Regions from separate parts of the Homo sapiens genome. Here region 1 is linked to region 2. A link is an interaction called in ENCODE POLR2A ChIA-PET data of the cell type or tissue named here. Cell type or tissue: A673. All regions are shown on one strand. Each heading gives the region's core, and the rest is flanking DNA. Links, peaks and the distances in the headings are about the cores only.

What was found. Peaks named below come from ENCODE experiments on the same cell type or tissue, not always from the same donor. Only the 100,000 strongest peaks of a DNase experiment are listed, where the experiment ranks them.
Region 1: POLR2A ChIA-PET joins it to region 2 with 8 read pairs; 4 of 35 experiments call an interaction of 5 or more read pairs at or near these places.

Annotation. Positions count from the first base shown.
Region 1 is chr22:40,736,453-40,741,837 of GRCh38, reverse strand. No RefSeq gene overlaps it. Among named protein-coding and RNA genes, the nearest start is that of MCHR1, 60 kb to the right of the region's middle. In A673, for the core only: no CTCF peak of the experiment used is centred there; no DNase peak of the experiment used is centred there.
Region 2 is chr22:40,788,405-40,793,789 of GRCh38, reverse strand. It overlaps SLC25A17 (solute carrier family 25 member 17), which reads left to right. Exons shown (of 9, transcript NM_006358.4): 4 at 1,114-1,265. It also overlaps the pseudogene RFKP4. Among named protein-coding and RNA genes, the nearest start is that of MIR4766, 23 kb to the left of the region's middle. In A673, for the core only: no CTCF peak of the experiment used is centred there; a DNase peak (open chromatin) is centred at 2,369; H3K27ac peaks cover 2,477 bases.

The DNA.
Region 1 (5,385 bases), core at 225-5,224, 52 kb after region 2:
GTGGCACGATCTCGGCTCACTGCAACCTCCACCTCCTGAGTTCAAGTGATTCTCATGCCTCAGCCTCCTGAGCAGCTGGGACTACAGGCACACACCACCATTCCTAGCTAATTTTTGTATTTTTTAGTAGAGATGGGGTTTCACCATGTTGGCCAGGCTGGTCTCGAACTCCTGACCTCAAGTGATCCACTTGCCTTAGCCTTGTAAAGTGCTAGGATTACAGGCGTGAGCCCCGTGCCCGGCCAACATTTTTTTTAAGAGACTCTTTTTTACTCACTCTACCGACTCACAGCACTAATTTCTTCTGGAAACACCATCACAGGCCTACCCAGGAACACTGTTTTGCCGGCTATCTGGACATCTCCTTATGTTGCCCAGGCTGGTCTTGAACACCTGGCCTCAAGTGACCCTCCCACCTCAGCCTCCCAAAGCGTTGGGATTACAGGCATGAGCCACTGCACCCTGCCAAGACACAAGGTTTTCATTCCACTGAACGTGTTACAACCATCTGGTGTACAACTGGATTTCTGTCTTAGTCCCTTGGGGCTGCTATAATAAAATATCATAAACTGTTTATCTTATTTACAAGAGAAATTTATTTCTCCCACTTCTGGAAGCTGGGAAATCCAAGATCAAGGTGCCGACAGATTCAGTGTCTGGTGAGGGCCCACTTTCTGGTTCATAGACAGCATCTTTTTGCTGTAATCTCACATGCTGGAAGGAGCAAGGGACCTCTCTTGGGTCTCTTTTATTAAAGGACACTAATCCCATTCATGAGGGTACTGCCTTGGGGAATGCACCACTCTTTCAACTTCAATCAAGTATCTCCTGAGTTTGAGTGCTTGTTTTCGAAAGCGTGGTAGAAGTTTATTTTTCTCCTTGGTCCTCTAGTAGCCAGGTTACAGCTAGGTCATCTTGACTGTACCATCTGCAGAGAGGAAGACTCACCTTCGTTAGGATAGAAGCACCAGTGTCTAACTAGACAAGGACTATGGACTTAGAATGACATCGAATTTCCAGACCAAAACATTTACCAGAGCATTATGGTGTTCAAGGCATTGTGGGGACCCTGAGGGGGTGTATGGAGGACTATGAAGCAATCCCAGCCCCCACAGGAAGCTTGCAATTATTTTGGATGATAGCCATCCATACAAGATTGTGTCTGGGAGTGGTGGCTTACGCCTGTAATCCCAGCACTTTGGAAGGCCAAGGTGGGCAGATCACCTGAAGTCAGGAGTTCGAGACCAGCCTGGCCAACATGGTGAAACCCTGTTTCTACTAAAAACAGAAAAAAATTAGCTGGGCATGGTGGTGGGTGCCTGTAACCTCAGCTACTTGGGAGGGTGAGGCACGAGAATCGCTTGAACCCAGGAGGCAGAGGTTGCAGTGAGCCAAGACCGTGCCATTGCACTCCAGGCTGGGCAATAAGAAAGAAACTCAGTCTGGAAAAAAAAAAAAAGACGTTTGCTTTGTCCCTAAAAATTAGTGTCTATGAATTTTCTTACATTGTTATTTCTTCATGTGTAAATATCCTATCAGTGCAGCTAAATCGTAAGCTCCATGAGAACGCAGACGGTAGCCTGTGTTTCGGTGCGTATTCCTACATGGAAGCTCTGAGTTACGGTTAAAGATGAGACTGATTTATACAGATGATAATGCTCTCGAGTTTAACATTGTCTCTGCAATGATCTATGAGCATATTTGGAAAAGAAATCGCATCAGGGGCCAATGGTTTAAATAGGAGGATTTCTGGGCACTGTCAGGAGGTGTTATAGACAGACCTGGGTCAGTTGCAGAGCGGAGAGGATGTCCTGTGTTCTTCCTTTTCCCTTTCTGGCTCCAAGCAAATGGGCAGAACCAAATGAGGCAGGAAGGCGAAAGGAAAACTTGGATTCCACAGTGAGAGCTGGAGATGTGCTCTGTCAGTGACTAACATGAAACCACCCTCTCTCAGCAGGTTTAGGTCTGACCACGAAAGAAGCCTGGGCTCCCCAGGGTCACATGTGATGGCTGTTAACAGGACAACTGGCTATGCCACTGTGATAATTGTATCATCCACTGAATGGTTAAACTCCTTTGAATACTCTCAGAATTAAAGAGGATATGTGGTGGTGGAAAGTGACAATTGGGGCTGTGTGGAGTCCTCGTGTGTCCCTTTCTTATGCTTCCTTCCAAAGCTGCTACCCATCTGATGCCAAATTCTAGAACCGGCCCTTGTTACAAAAGCATGAACTTCAAACAATTTTCTAGTCTATACTCCTTGCTCCCAGGCAAGTTTTGCCTAAATTACTCCCAATCGTGACATGATTTAAAATTTTTGCCCCCTTTTTTTTTTTTTTTGAAGACAGGGTGTCTACTCTGTCACCCAGGCTGGAGTGCAGTGGCACAATCTCAGCTCACTACAACCTCCACCTCCTGGGCTCAACCAATGCTCCTACCTCAGCCTCCCAAGTATCGGGGACTACAGGCACACACCACCACACCCAGCTAATTTTTGTATTTTTTGTAGAGATGGGGTTTCACCATGTTGTCCAGGCTGGTCTCGAATTCCTGGACTCAAGCGATCTGACTGCCTCGGCCTCCCAAAGTGCTGGGATTACAGGCGTGAGCCACCGCGCCGGGCCTGTATGCCCTCATTTATACAAGTTTCCTCCCTGAAGAAAACTTGGATCAGTTAGATAAATGGATGAAGAAAATACCACCCACAGTTCTCCCACCTCCAAACAACCATTGTTAATATTTAATGTATTCCTCATTTATTTGTCTGTGCACAGTGTATGTCTATAAAACCACGATTGTGATGTATATCATTTAAATCAGTGTAATAAGCACAGTTGCGTCTGTTTGTTATTCTACATCAGAACATATCCAGCTCCCCATGTTATGAAGTGGTTTTGAAAGCATAATTATTTTCTTTCCAACTTTTATTTATTTATTCATTTATTTGAGACAAAGTCCTGCTCTGTTGCCCAGGCTGCAGTGCAGTGGTGCGATCTCAGCTCACTGCAACCTCCGCTTCCCAGGCTTAAGCATTCTCATGCTTTAGTCTCCTGAGTAACTGAGACTACAGGCATGTGCCACTGCACCTGGCTAACTGTTGTATTTCTTTCTTTTTTTTTTTTTTTTTTTTTTTTGCCATTTTGGCCAGTCTGGTTTTTGCCATTTTGGCCAAGCTGGTCTCGAAATCCTGGCCTCAGGTGATCTTCCCATCTCGGCCTCCCAAAGTGCTGGGATTACTGGTGTGAGCCACTTTAACTGGCCTCATGTGCAGGTTTGTTACATGGGTAAATTGTGTGTCATGGGGGTTTGGTATACAGATAATTTTGTCACCCAGGTAGTCAACATGATACCCGGTAGGTAGTTTTTCAATTCTTACTCTCCTCCCACCCTCCACCCACAATTAGGTCTGTTGTTCCTTTCTTTGTGTCAGCGTGTGCTTAATGTTTAGCTCCCACTTATAAGTGAGAACATGTGGTGTTTGGTTTTCTGTTCCTGAGTTAATTCACTTAGGATAATAGCCTCCAGCTCCACCCATATTGCTGCAAAGGACATTATTTCATTCTTTTTATGGCTGTGTAGTATTCCATAGTGTATATGTACCATGTTTTCTTTCTTTCTTTTTCTTTTTTTTTTTTTTTTTTTGGGAGACGGAATCTTGCTCTGTCACCCAGGCTGGAGTGCAGTGGCGCAATCTTGGCTCACTGCAATCTCGGCTCACTGCAATCTCTGCCTCCTGGGTTCAAGTGATTCTCCCGTCTCAGCCTCCCGAGTAGCTGAGATTACAGGGGCGCACCACCACTCCCGGTTAATTTTTGTGTTTTTGTAGAGGTGAGGTTTCACCATATCAGCCAGGCTGGTCTCGAACTCCTGACCTCAAGTGATCCACCCCACCTCGGCCTCCCAAAGTGCTGGAACTACAGGAGTGAGCCAACATGCCTGGCCCATACCATGTTTTCTTTATCCAGTTCACCACTGATGGAAATCTAGGTTGATTCCATGTCTTTGCCACTGTAAATAGTGCTGCCATGAACATATGCGTGCATGTCTCTTTATGGTAGAATGATTTATATTCCTTTGGATTTATACCCAGTAGTGGGATTCCTGGGTTGAATGGTAGTTGTATTTTAAGTTCTTTGTGAAATCTCCAGACTGCTTCCATAGTGGCTGAACTAATCTGCATTCCCACCAACAGTGTATAAGCATTCCCTTTTCTCTGCAACCTTGCCAGCATCTATTATTTTTTGAATTTTTAATAATGGCCATTCTGGCCAGGCACATGCCTATAATCCCAGCACTTTGGGAGGCTGAGGCGGGCGGATCACTTGAGGTCAGGAGTTAGAGACCAGCCTGGCCAACATGGCAAAACCCCATTTCTACCAAAAATACAAAAATTAGCCAGGTGTGGTGGCAGGAGCCTGTAATCCCAGCTACTCGGGAGGCTGAGGCAGGAGAATTGCTCAAACCCGGGAGGTGGAGGTTGCAGTGAGCCAAGATCGCGCCACTGCACTCCAGCCTGGGCAACAGAGTAAGACTCTGTCTTAAAAATAAATAAATAAGCAAACAAACAAATAAATAAATGAAGGCCATTCTGACTGGTGTGAGGCGTATCTCATTGTGGGTTTGATTTGCGTTTCCCTAATGACTAGTGGCGTTGAGCATTCCCCATTGTTGGTATAGCTCAGTGAACACTGGGGATCTCTACGTCTCACAAAATTAGGAGCTTGAGTGGGGCGGAGGATAGAGGTTAGGGAGAAAACCCAGAATTCTTCTGTCCAAATGTTTCCCTTCAGGAAGAAGGATCAAAGTCATCTCAGACTCGGTCTAGTGGTTCGGAGCGGGGACTGGCCCCAAGGCTGCCCAGGCCCGGGTCTCAGCTCCACCACGTACTAGTAGTGTGACCTCAGGCAAGCTGTATCCCTTTATTTTTCCCATCTGTAAAGTCAAGATGGTAATGCTTCCTTCCTTGTAGGGTTTTTGGAAAGATTAATTGAGTTAAAATTCAGGCCAGGCACAGTGGCTCACGCCTGTAATCCCAACACTTTGGGAGGTTGAGGTGGGTGGGTCACCTGAGGTCAGGAGTTCGAGACCAGTCTGGCCAACATGGTGAAATCCCGTCTCTACTAAAAATACAAAAAATTAGCCAGGCCTGGTGGCAGGCACCTGTAATCTCAGCTACTTTGGAGGCTGAGGCAGGAGAATTGCTTGGACCTGGGAGGTGGAGGTTGCAGCGAGCCGAGATCACGCCATTGTACTCCAGCCTGGGCGACAGAGCGAGACTCCGTCTCAAAAAAAAGTCAAAATTCCTGTACAGACCAGCGCCCAGCCTAGCTAAGTGCTCTGAAAGTGTTGGCTATTTTTCTTAGCTATGGCAGAGGTCCTCCAGTG
Region 2 (5,385 bases), core at 77-5,076:
AAATACAAAATTAGCCGGGCGTGGTAGCGCATGCCTACAATCCCAGCTACTAAGGAGGCTGAAGCAGGAGAATCACGTGAACCCAGGAGGTGGAGGTTGCGGTGAGCCGAGATCGCGCCATTGCACTCCAGCCTGGGCAACAAGAGCAAAACTCCGTTTCAAAAAAAAAAAGAAAATAGAAAGTTTCTCATTTTTAAGTTTGCCTCACATTTCCTCATGATTCCATTGAGGTTATACATTATTGGCCTGAATAATGCACAGGTGATATTGTGTCCTTCTCAAGATATCACATCTTGACTCACATATTGTCTGCCTGCCTTTGGTTGGCTAATTATGATTTCTTAAATTTGATTTAGCCACTGTGCAATTACTTTTTTCTTCCCTTGCAACTATAAGCAGTCTATGTGGAGATACTTCAAAACAATACAAATATCCTGTGCTTTATCAACATTTTTCCCCTAAATTTACCACGAAGTTGCAAAATGACGACTTTCCAACTCCAGCATTGCCTCTACAGGTACCAATGTTGGCATTCTGCTATAAGCAGGACCTCCCCTTCTCCTTCATTTATTTATCTACTTATTATTGGTATAGGCTCAGAAATGTCTATTTTTCAATGGTTTACAATTGATTACTGTACTTCATTATTTTGGTATTCAAATTGCCCCAGATTTGGCCTGTAGGAGCTCCTGTGAGCTCCTGTGCCCTTGTGAATTCCCCCATCTTTTTTTTTTTTGATACTTATTTCCTATAATTACTTCATTTTAACTGTTCTTGCCCTGTAATAAAACATGAATGGTACTCTATTAACTAACAGCCATGAGGAAGTTGTCTCTAATTTTATATACCAATGTTACTAAAGAAAATTAAGGGAGGGAATTAATAAATCAATCAGACTTTGTGTTGTTTCTTTGGTATCATTAGTGCTAGAATAGATTTCTTGATTTGGACATCCTTCAGAATGTGAGGTGTGTGTACAGTTTGGAGTCCCTTGTATTCGTGTAGGAGTGAAGCTTGAGACCATGTGAATGATGGTCAGCCTTTCCTAGGATTTCTCTGCCAATTTCTAATTTGTCCATGACCTTTACTTTGCTTATTGTGTTTTTCCCCTAGCCTGGCACCATATCGAGGGTGGTTTCCAGTGATTTCCAGTCTCTGCTGCTCCAATTTTGTCTATTTCTACACTTTTAATAGCCTCAAAGCACTCTGGGTCAAAGGTCAACATTCTACCACTGGAAAAGATCTGGTAGTTGGGTTTGTTGCAGGTAACAAGGTTTTCTGGGTATAAAATGTTTTTATATTTACCTTGTGGTTTTATATCCTCTAAGAGGTTATTTAGCCCAAAGTAATGCTTACAAAGAATATAGCCAGTTTTCCAACTTGGTTTTTTTTTTTTTAATTGTGTTAAAAAACGTGACATAAAATTTACCATGTTAATTTTAAGTGTAAGGTCAGTAGTGTTAAACATGTTCACAATGTTATGAAACAAATCTCCAGTACTTTTGCATATTGCAGACCTGATTCTATTCTCATTAAACTCCCCTTTTCCCTTTCCCTGAGCCCCTTAGTAACCACCATTCTACTTTCGGTTTCTAAGAATTTGACTACTTTAGATACTTGATATAAGTCGAATCATACACTACTTGTTTTTTTTGTGACTGGCTTACTTCACTTAGTATAATGTCTTCTACTTTCATCCATGCCATACAGCATGTGACATGACTTCCTTACTTTTTTATGACTGAATAATATTCCATTATATGTATATATCACATTCTGTTTATCCATTCATCTGTTAATAGGCACTTAAGTTGCTTCCATCTTTTGGCTGTTGTGAATAGTGCTATGAAAATGGATGTGTAGCTCTCTCTTTGAGAGCCTGCTTTCCATTCTTCTGGATATATACCCAGAAGTGGGATTGCTGGATCATTTGGAATTCTGTTCAGTTTTCTCGGGAACCTCCATACTGTTTTCCATAACACTGTAACATTTATAATCCCACCAACAGTACACAGAAGTTCCCATATTTCCACATCCTCACTAACACTTACTTTCTGTTTTATGATAGTAGCCATCCTAATGGGTATGAGGTGATATCTCACTGTGGCTTTGATTTGCATTTCTCTGATGATTAGTGATGCTGAACATCACTTTTCATATGTTTGTTGGCCATTTGTATATTATCTTTGCAGAAATGTCTGTTCTGGTTCTTTGTCTATTTTTTAATCAGGTTATTACATTTTTTTGCTCTGAAGTTGTAGGATGTCTGTATGTGGTATAATAAAAAATGTATGTGGCCTTTGTCCCTGGTTCCTGGCACAGTTCCTAAAACCATTGGAATTTCCTGAGTAGTAGTATCTTTTGTTATTCCTAATGAGCCCCTTTGAACTATCTCTGAGTTTAGGCTAATAAAGTTACTATTGGTGGGCTCCTAGATAGCTTCAGGATGGAGGCTGGTGGCCAGAGGAACCAGCCATGTGCTTAGAGAGAAGGGGAGAGAAGTTGAATTTTGGATAAATAACTCAGGATAGAAGTCTAGGAGTCATCACAGGCTCTTCGTGCCTTCCCACCCTCCACATCTGCTTGGCCATCAAGAACCACTGGTCTGTCTCCTCACTGTCTCTTGGATCCATTTCCTCTTCTCCATATCCATAGCCATTTCCCCAAATCAAACCTTATCATTGCTCACCTGGACTATTGCACTATAGTCTGATCTTCCCTTTGAGGTCTTCCTCATGAACCCACTTTGCACAGTTTTGCAGCCTTTCTAGGAGAGTAGTTTTCAAAGAGTATCACGACTCAAAGAACTCAAGTTTGAGATTTGTTCACTTGGGGAAAAAAATTAGAATAGTTCCTGTACAGAAAAAGACTTGTTTTTTACATAAATTACAACAAATGGCAATCTAGTGGGATCTTCTATACTTGAGACCAGTTATTTGTAATACTTTGATTTTAATCATTTTAGATTAGTTTATATGTATTTGCATTTGAAAGATTATAACTTACAGGGACTAACTCATATAACTTTCCATGAAACTTCTAATTCATGGACTATATGTTGAAATCTTTTGCTTTTTAAATTGTCCAAAGCGGTTTATTTGCTGTGTCTGCCATCCCATTACCCACCAGATATATACCACCCCTGTGTTACTCTCTCTGTCCTGTTCATCTTTCTAACTCTTAGTGCAATTTAGGATTACAGCAGACTCCCCCATACCTAACACAGCTGGACTGGTATAGTAGGGCAGTTAGCTTTCATTTTTTACTTTTTTCCACTTGTCTAAAATTTTTTTTTCAGGGCTCATGAACAATTTTTTTCTTTTTTTTTTCAGGGCTCAATTTTAAAAAGTCAGTTAAAGTAACACATATAATAAATAGCCTACTAACCTTAATTGTTGTATTTTAACTTTAAAGTTCACTCTTCCACTTTTTTTTTTTTTTTTTTTTTTGAGATTGTGTCTCACTCTGTTGCCCAGGCTGGAGTGCAGTGGCATAATCTTGGATTGCTGCAACCTCCACCTCCTGGGTTCAAGCAATTTTCCTACCTCAGCCACCTGAGTAGCTGGGATTACAGGCACCCACCACCATGCCCAGCTAATTTTTTATATTTTTAGTAAAGATAGGGTTTCACCATGTTGGCCAGGCTGGTCTCAAACTCCTGACCTCAGGTGATCTGCCTGCCTCGGCCTCCCAAAGTGCTGGGATTACAGGCGTGAGCCACCGCGCCCAGCCTAAAGTGTTTTCTTGAGTGTGTGAGAAGGGGGTAGGATTACAGTTGACACATAGGAGAGTCTACGGGTCTGTGTTGACTGTGAGCATCATCTGTTGTCTTGTCAGAAAATGGTCCAAGGCCAGGTGTGGTGGCTCACCCCTGTAATCCCAGCAGTTTGGGAGGTCAAGGCAGGAGGATCACTTGAGCCCGCAGTTTGAGACCAGCCTGGGCAACATAGCAAGACCCCATCTCTATAAAAAATAAATTTTAGACCAGGCGCGGTGGCTCACGCCTGTAATCCCAGCACTTTGAGAGGCTGAGGCGGGTGTATCACCTGAGGTCAGGAGTTCGAGAACAGCCTAGCCTACATGGTGAAACCCCACCTTTACTGAAAATACAAAAAATTAGCCAGGTGTGGTAGCAGGTGCCTGTAATTCCACCTACTTGGGAGACTGAGGCAGGAGAATTGTTTGAACCTGGCAGGCAGAGGTTGCAGTGAGCCAAGATCATGCCACTGCACTCCAGCCTGGGCAACAAGAGGGAAACTCTACCTCTAAATAAACAAACAAACATAAAATATTTTAAAAGGTAGGGAAAGAAGGAAAGAAAGAAAATGAAAATGGTTGGGAGACCCAGCTCCTGAGTCGCTGGCATCAGGGATCCTCCGTGGCGTGTCATCGGCATCGTCGGGCCCCTGGTGCACCCCCGCGGCAGACAGAGCTCACGCCCCTTCCCACCCCGTGGCTGGTCCGGGGTCCGGGCACCGCGTGGACGGTGTCTCTGTAGGACGCAGGGACCGGGCTGCAGCCCATGCCTCGAGCAGACTGCATTACGAAGCATCTGTCATACTCCTGCCGGGACCAAGTGGTATGGGGCTTCGGCCGTGGCTACAAGCAGCTGGGCATCCCCCACAGCTAATTTTCCTGAGCAAGTGGTAGATAATCTGCCAGCCGATATATCCAGTGGCATTTATTATGGTTGGGCCAGTGCTGGAAGTAGAGATGGTCAGAAGATGGTGGTGAGCATAGGATGGAACCCATACTATGAGAATACGAAGAAGTCCATGGAAACACATACCATGCATACCTTCAAAGAGCACTTCTATGGGGAAATCCTGAGTGTGGCCGTTGTTGGCTACCTCAGACCAGAAAAGAACTTTGATTCATGAGAGTCACTTATTTCAGCAATTCAAGGTGATTTTTGAGGAAGCTAAGAAATGACTAGATTTACCAGAACATTTGAAACTCAAAGAAGATAATTTCTTCCAGGTTTCTAAAAGCAAAATAATGAATGGCCACTGATGAAAAATCATATTATTTATTCATTCACTGTCTTCCAGTATTTCAGTGTTTTGTTTTGTTTTTATTTTATTTTATTTTAAGTTTTTGAGATGGAGTCTCGCTCTCTCTCCCAGGCTGGAGTGCAGTGGCGTGATCTTGGCTCACTGTGACCTCTGCCTCCCAGGTTCAAGTGATTCTGCTGCCTCAGCCTCCTGAGTAGCTGGAATTACAGGCGCACACCACCACGCCTGGCTAATTTTTGTATTTTTAGTAGATATGGAGTTTCACCATGTTGGTCAGGCTGGTCTCGAACTCCTGACCTCGTGATCTGTCTGCGTTGGCCTCCCAAAGTGCTGGGATTATAGGCATGAGCCGCAACGCCCGGCCCAGTGT